Linked DNA regions of Mus musculus: region 1 is linked to region 2. Evidence: chromatin loops called from intact Hi-C (ENCODE). Cell type or tissue: left cerebral cortex. All regions are shown on one strand. Each heading gives the region's core, and the rest is flanking DNA. Links, peaks and the distances in the headings are about the cores only.

Region 1 (3,886 bases), core at 689-3,188, 72 kb after region 2:
CCTCCCTGGTACAGACACAACCAAGGAAGGACAAGGAGTGCCCACGCGGGAGGGAGGAGGGGACAAGAAACATGTCCCCCAAGTTTCAAACACACTGGGCTTAAGGACCTGCAAACCCGCTCGCAAACGAGTGACAAGGTGGCCTGCCAATCCCAGGGGTCTTATTTACATCCGACCACCAAGGATCTCGCCTCCACCGACTGATCCGGGCGTCTCACCTGGGGCCCGAGCACAGTCCTGGCTCGCGGCGGAGGCTACTAGCCTCCTTCCCTTCCCTGCTCCTAAGGGGCGAGGGACTGAGGGTGGCAAACGGTCCGAGAGCCGGGGCCCAGCGGACAGCGTCCGGGGAGCCGGGGCCCTGAGCTCTCGCGAAGGCTTCCCGGGCCGCTCAGGGGAGCCGGCCCCCAAGGCCGAGCGACAGGGACTAGCTGGGCACCGCGATTGGCCGCGGCCCGCATCGCTCGCCCAGAGAGCCGGGCCGGCGGGGCGGAGAGGAAGTGGTGGCTGCCGCTCTGCACCAACCATGTTCGGCCGGCGGGCGAATGTCACCCGGCGCCCGGAGCGGGTCGGAGGGCACAGGGCGGGCACTCATTCCCACCACGTCCCGGAGACCCCAAGCGTTCGTCAGCCTCACCCCCAACCCCATGCTAGCCCGCCGGGCGCCGCTCGGTCCCCGGAGGTTCCCCGCCCCCACACCTCGCCCGTTCCGTAGCCAAGGCGGGTCGGGGCCCAGCGCGCCAGGCCGGCCCCGGGGGCGCCCGCGGGGACCCGGAGGCACTCGCAGCTAGGCCGCGCCGGGGTGGGTGACCCCTGAGCGCGGAGCCCTCCGGGGACGCGCCTCCGAGGCGCCTCACGCGCTGGGACAAGTGCAGTGACAAAGCCCGGAGGCCAGGCCAGACGCTGGCCGGCGGGGAGGAGGACGCGACGTTCCTGGCGTGTGGCGGCGGCCCAGTCCCCAGGAAGCCGGGCGCGCCGGCCAGGCCCGCGCCCAGCCGCGCGCGGAGCCCGCCCGGCCCGAGTGTCCACTGGCACCAGACGCCGGTCACCCGACCCCAAGCCCCGCGGGCGAGCGCATCCTGGGACCGCCTTAGGGCAGCCTTCAAGTTTACAGTGGTCACTGCCCGGGCACGGGCATCTAGGGACCGCGGGTGCCAGTCTATTTACACCAGAGACCGCCGGGAAAGAAGGGCCGCTGGGCACCGAGAAGAACCCGGTTCCCTTCCTCGGACCTGGTGGCGACAGTGTCTGTAAACACTCATACACATACAACACACACACACACACACACACACCAATTTTATTTTAAATGAGGCCGGACTCCAACGGACCTGTACCCACAACACACGACACCTGGAGCGCAGAATCACACAGAGCAGATCTGTGTCCATGGAGCCACCTCTTCTCATCTGCAAATCCAAAAGTGAAATTAAACCTTCACTAACCTCCTCCTCCTCCCTCTCTACCTCCTCCTCTTTGCAGCCTCAGCAGCCCCAGTACCAGCGGCAACAGCAGCAGACCCCTGCTTCCCCTAAAATCAGATGATCCATAACTGCGCCGACTCTTCCTCCAAAAATCGGTATTAATATTTATGAACCCCGGCATTTTTCCGTCTGCAAAACATCGTGTCAAAGCATCAGGACGCACATACATACATAGCTCCTCCTGTCCCCGTCAACATGCCCTCGAGAGAAAACACACGCACAGCCACAACTATTATTTGAAAAAAAAAAATGTTACCTCTCAATGTGCTTTTTTTTTTCCACGCTACCAATACAATCCCGCAAGGTGTGAGTGTTGTTAGGGTGTGTAAAATGGAAATGAAAGCCCGTCAGTTGAATAATCGCAGGAGCAAAACTAAAAGTTAGTCCCCGGCTTGCCTGAGAACAGTCCAGATCGAAAGCAAAACAAGGAGAGGAAACTGCGAGGAGCCGAGGCTGGAAATCCCCCCCACCCCCGCCCTCTCCCGGCCCCGCTCCCTCCCTCGCTCCCCCTCCGCCCTCCTCCCTCCCCGCCCTTCCTCCCCAGTGTTTGTTTCAAGCTTGTGCAACCCGGAGGTGGAGGCAGAGGGAGGGCTCCAGCCGCCAGCCTGGAGGTGCGGAAGTTCGCCGCCGCTGTTCATTGGCGGCCGGCACGGCTTTCATCATTTCTCGGAAAAGTCAATTTCATTTTCACTTCCCCACGTCGCGGCTGCGGGGAGCAACAAGCGGCAGCGCGTGTGAGCGTGGGGATCGCGCCGAAGGGCGCGCGCTTTTCACCGGGGCCACGCTGGGACTGTGGGGCACCAGAAGTGGTGGACGGGGCGCTGGCTTGGGAGCTGGCCACCAGCTGGTGGTGGCCGTAGGGAAGGAAGGAGATGACCTGACTCTACATCCTACCTGAAGGGTGGAGATGGACCAGAGAGAGCCCCGGAAGCCTGGGGACCCTTCCCGACCTGTGGCTTAAGTGCTCAGAACCGCTGTGCACAGGCTGCATATACAAACTCATCTTGGAAAGTCGCCCGCTGCAAAGGAATGTAAGGAACGAAGTCAGCTGAAAAGACGGCATTACTTGTGCCCCTACTTTATTGGATCTCCTACTGGGGAACGGGGGGGGGGGGGGGGTTTGAGGGGGGTTGAAGGGCCAGCCTGGCACTCAGTGTGGAAGCTAGGATGGTTAGGAAGGCCTTCCCCTAGAAAGTCACTCTCCAAAGTTACTTCATGTCTTTGCCATAACCGGTCCAGTTCCTGCAAAATGCAAGGGTTTGAGTTACATGAACTTAAACTGTCTTGATTGGGACTGAACCTGGAGGGAACGCTGCCTGTTAACTCCTAAATTTGGCTGTCCTTATTGGTTGAACATCCTTGGCTGCTGTCCTCTGTGCTGTTCCGTGGAGACAATACTGAATGCAAGAAGAGGGCCCAGTACCTATGACAGGTGCAGCGGCCTATGGGCTCTACTAGGCCAGCTCGCTTGGAACCTCTTGCTGTTTGGTCACTTAACTTTAAAAGTATTCCCTTACATTTAGTTACACCTGCTTCTTGCCTGGCTTACAGTTTCCTCAGCCCACCACCTGCCTTCTCTAACCACTGGGGAAAGCATCCCACCCTAGGAGACTGTCACTATCTATGTGTAAACATCTGAAAAATAATTCTACCTCCTCTTTGCCATAGAATTAGTGGATTCCACAGACAGGGATAAAGGAAAGTATGCATGCCCTTGTAGAAGGAGAGCAGTGAGATTAAGGACCCTGTCTTGTGGCCTCAAAATAGATCCTTCCTGCACAGTGTCCTTTATTTCTCCCATAATAACACTGCACACTCCTTGCATTTATATTTCATATATCAGTAACCACAGGGATATACACACTGCATGGTAGTTGTATGTCTTTACCCACCAGGCACCTAAGTTAAAAGCCTAATAACCACAGGTCATTATTTTCTGGCTTTGTGTGTGTATGGGTGAGTGTGGTACATGTGTGCATGTGTGCATGTGTACTCACGGAGGCCAGAGTGTCCTGCTCAGCCCTTCTCCACGGTGTTGATTGGAGACAGGGTTTCTCACTGAACCTAGAACTAGGCTGGTAGCCAGCCACTCCAGCAATCTTCATGTCTCTGCCAGCCACAGCACTGGAATGAGGTGGGCACAGAGCCAGACCTGGCTTTTCAAGAGTCTTGGGGATTTGAACTCAACTCCCCATTGCTTGCTCAGCAAGCCCCCTTCCCCCATCTCTGCGGCCCCTTTTGTTGTTGTTTTCTTTGCTGTTGCTGTTTTTTATTTTTGCTTGTTTGTTTGTGTGTCTGGGTTTTTTGTTTGTTTGTTTGTTTTGTTTTTTGTTTTTTTTCTAGACAGGATCATCTTAGGAAGTCTAGGTGAACCAGAATTGTTTTCCAAGCTGTCCGGGAACTAA
Region 2 (3,886 bases), core at 575-3,074:
GCCCCTGATTAAATTAAGCCAGTTTCCATATTCATTCAGAGGAAACCAAATAACGCTGACCTCTAGGCCTTCACTCATGAAGCATCCCTTCCTAAGGAGTGAGCATTATCTGATCTGGGCCACATTTCCCTCCCCAGGGTCAGGCTCAAGTTCTGCAGCTCCCAGAAGAGTTCTCAAACTCCAGAAAGCCATGCCATCTTGGGAAAATGACTCATCCCCTATGCCTGTACTTCCTAGATAGGGAAAAGGGGAAAACTCTGACCATCCCAGGAAGAGCTAAATAAGGGAATAGTATCATTTAGAGGAACTAAAAATTGTCAACACCTACCACCCTGCCTACTGTTAGCCTTATCGTCCTTGGTCTTGCCTATATGGAACAGAGCAATCTGTTGTACCAGGGCAATCTGTTCCATGGTATTTTCTGAAACGCATACATTCACTGTTCAGTCTGAGACTGCTTACTAACGTTTCTCTTATTCTAATTTTCTTAGGTCAGACAGGTAGCGCCACAGAGGTAGTTTATTTTAGTGATGTGTGGCCCACTGAGCACACAGAATATACTCTCAGATAGACAGTGATAAAAATGAAGATATTTTAGAGGTGTAGCTCTTCCAATTAGATGGCCTTACAAAATGTAACTGAAGCCCAGAACATGATGGGTCAGTGGTGGGCAGGACCACACCTTGACCAGCACTGTGTAGATAGATGTTCATGTTCTCTGTCTTCTATTTAAACTTTTATTGCCTTTCGGGACCCTGAAGATGGTGGCCTTTCAGGTTCTTAAAGATGGACCTGAGGGTTTACCGGATCTTTCTGTTCTTCTCCACAATGTTGTCATATTGAAAAAAAATCTCAATTTTCAGTTTTCTACTATTAATTTGGCTCTTTTAAGTGGCTATTGAGGATGGGCGACCAAACATGGCTTGCAGAACAGGCTTCGAGATGAAAGCGTGGTCTAACAAATTATTAGGATGGTGTGAAATCTCACTGGGAGACAAGTTTCCCCATTGGTTGGGGGCTTTTCCTTCTCCCTGCAAGAGATTTCTGGGGAAACGTCCCATTTCTTTGGGGTCCACTGTTTGAATTGTCTGTTCACTTCTCTTCAAAAATACCTTCATTTCTGCCAAGCCAGTTACAACACCCCAGTTTCTGTTTGAGGTGGAATTTGTCTGTGTTTAGATGAACACAGGTTGGAATGAAGGAAAGTTAGAACATATTTATTGTCAGCTATCCATGCATAAAAAGCATTTTCTTCAAACCCCTTGACTTTGGGAAGAGCTGGCACAACCAACTTCATCTTGGTTTGAGATAAGGGTTTATCATGAAGCCCAGACTTCCCTTAAACTTAATATCCCCCTGCTCCAGCCTTGTCAAGGCCAGACTGACAGGAAAACACTACCATGCCCAGTGACTCCATTTTAACTCTGACAACGTCCTCCCTCCACGGATCCTTGGAGAAACTATTTTCTGAAACAGCAAGGAACATACAGTGAATGTGTCCATGGCCCAGTATGGCTGGTGGTTGTTTTATTTTATGAACCAGGATTTATTGTAGCACAGGCTGACTTCAAACTTCCTATGTAGCCTAGGTTTACCTTAAAATTCCTGACCCTCTACCTCCACTTCCCAGTTGCTAGGATTACAGGGCATATGCCATCAAACCTGGCACAGCTTACATACTTAGACTTTTAACAAAAAAGTAGACTATTAATCCTTTATTAAAGACAATCTTTTAACTGTAATGATCCCAAAGCCATTGTGGAATTAACTTTGGAATCATTCTGCAGATCGATCAATGCCTTTAGCAACTATAAACCCCAGAATTGGGAAAAACCCACCGGCCTGATACACGTTCTACTATAACACTGCATGCAAGACAAATGCAAAAGATAGCTACATCCAAAGGTTAGGCTGCACTAAGTATGATTCATCAGCCTTCCGCTGAAGGAACAATGTCCCTTGAGGAACACAGTGTTAATCATAGCTTTGTTACACAAGGATTTCATAACAGATGCTCCTGAGCAGGAGCTCCACCCACGTGGCTTCATTTAAGGCCGCTCACTTCCTGGATGAACATGGCTAAGTCTCACCAGGGCTGTGCCTACCACATTTTAGTGGCCCCACGAGGCTGATGTAACCAAAGCTACCCTTTTCTTACGAGGACCCCCACATGCCACCCACCCTAGGAAGCACATTTCCTTACATTCCTACAGCCCCGGGATGCTGCATGTCTCAGCCTTGACTGCTTCACCGGAAGTAGTGTGTCTGTCTTAAAGAGACATAACGTAACGGCCAGCCATATAACCTTTGGTATTTGATACTGAATGGAATATAGTGGTTACGTGTGGGGAAAATATAGTGAAAAGTAAATGTTATTCTGCTGTTGTTTTTCTACTCGCTGCAATTATGAAATTAAATCTGTACTGTAAAGCCCCTGACTCCCACCATACAGAATAAATATATCTGCGTTTTTAATAAATGTTCATGCTCCCACTCAGTTATCAGATATGTATAGTTTGCTCTATGCTAGTCACTGAATGCTGTGAACATACTAAATATGAGACAATCACACCTAAGAGTACAGTGAATTCTTCAAACTAGGTATTTGTGGTGGGAAAAAAAAGTTATACATCTCTTACTGAGATGTAGAGATATATTTGGGACACTCAAAATGCAGGTCTAAAAATATCACCATGGAAAACAGTATGGCTAATAATTAGTTTTTTTATAATCATAGGGAGAAAATAATGCTGTGTTTTGTTTTGTTTTATAAAAAGAGACATAGAAAATGTCCCTAGACTGAAAGCAAGGTCACTCGTGGTGGCTGTGGTGGCTCTGGTCCATGATCCAGTACTAGACAGGCTGAGGGCAGAGAGCTGCTGCAAGTCTGGGGCTAGCCTAGGCTACACAGTGACACTGTGTCTCAAAGAAAAACCAACCAAGCAAGCAAAGAAAGAAAGAAAGAAAGAAAGAAAGAAAGAAAGAAAGAAAGAAAGAAACAAAGAAAGAAACAAAGAAAGAAAGAGAGGAAGGAAGGAAGAAAGAAAGGAAGGAAGGAAGGAAGAAAGAAAATTCTGGGTTCCAGAGGACCTGGGCTCAATTCCCAGCAACCACACGGCAGCTCACAACTGTCAGCAACTCCAGTTCCAGATCTGACTGCCTCACACGGACAACACCTACGCCAAACACCAACGCACAGGAAGTAAAAATAAACCATTAAAAGGTATTATTTTTAAAAAAGAAAAATTCTTGAGATACAGCAAAAAGTTCCTATGGGGTTCTCAGGTAAATTTCTCTTTCTTTTCCGAAACAAAGTTTTCTTCAAATTATATGGTGCAGGACAATCACCCTCAAGATCTCCCTAACTTAGCCTCTTGGATGCTGGGATTACAGATATGTGCTCTCTACCACACCCAGCTGATGGTGTGGGTATTAGTTAAGGTAATATATACATATATATTACAGATACAAATAGACATATATAAAATATATATTACACGTATATATGTATAACTATATTACAGATATATATGTATATAAAACTGTAGTACCATTTCTGTGATAATAGGAAAACTGAGCATTGGCTAGATATTTAACGATACAGAGGGATTCCTGTCAAATTCATCAGCTAAAATAATGACAGCATGGTATTTTTAAAGGGCATGTACTTTTAAAAATATATAGTGAAATGCTTACAGAAGAAACATCATATTTGAGATTTGCCTGAAAATATTTTGACAACTATCACAAATTGTTTCTGTAGTCAAAATGGGTCAAATATCTATGATGATATTGAAAGTGAGGGAAAGGATGGAAGCACTGATGAAGCAAATCTGGTCAAGAATTGATTGATATTAAAATTAGAGGGTGATCTACAGTAAATCTT

The links. A loop is a pair of places that touch in the nucleus more often than their neighbours do. Peaks named below come from ENCODE experiments on the same cell type or tissue, not always from the same donor. Only the 100,000 strongest peaks of a DNase experiment are listed, where the experiment ranks them.
Region 1: a loop joins it to region 2, with 2.4 times the contacts of the local background. A loop is called at or near these places in 5 of 42 quality-filtered maps.

The regions. Positions count from the first base shown.
Region 1 is chr8:46,737,788-46,741,673 of GRCm38, reverse strand. Irf2 (interferon regulatory factor 2) reads right to left here and starts at 1,929. Exons shown (of 9, transcript NM_008391.4): 1 at 1,738-1,929. Gm16675 (predicted gene, 16675) reads left to right here and starts at 2,159. Exons shown (of 3, transcript NR_045750.1): 1 at 2,159-2,512. In left cerebral cortex, for the core only: a CTCF peak has its summit at 2,103; DNase peaks (open chromatin) are centred at 1,493, 2,106, 2,425, 2,860 and 1 more place; H3K4me3 peaks cover 2,307 bases; H3K27ac peaks cover 1,830 bases.
Region 2 is chr8:46,809,599-46,813,484 of GRCm38, reverse strand. All of the region lies in intron 5 of Irf2 (interferon regulatory factor 2), which reads right to left. Among named protein-coding and RNA genes, the nearest start is that of Gm39170, 19 kb to the left of the region's middle. In left cerebral cortex, for the core only: no CTCF peak of the experiment used is centred there; a DNase peak (open chromatin) is centred at 2,033; H3K27ac peaks cover 1,737 bases.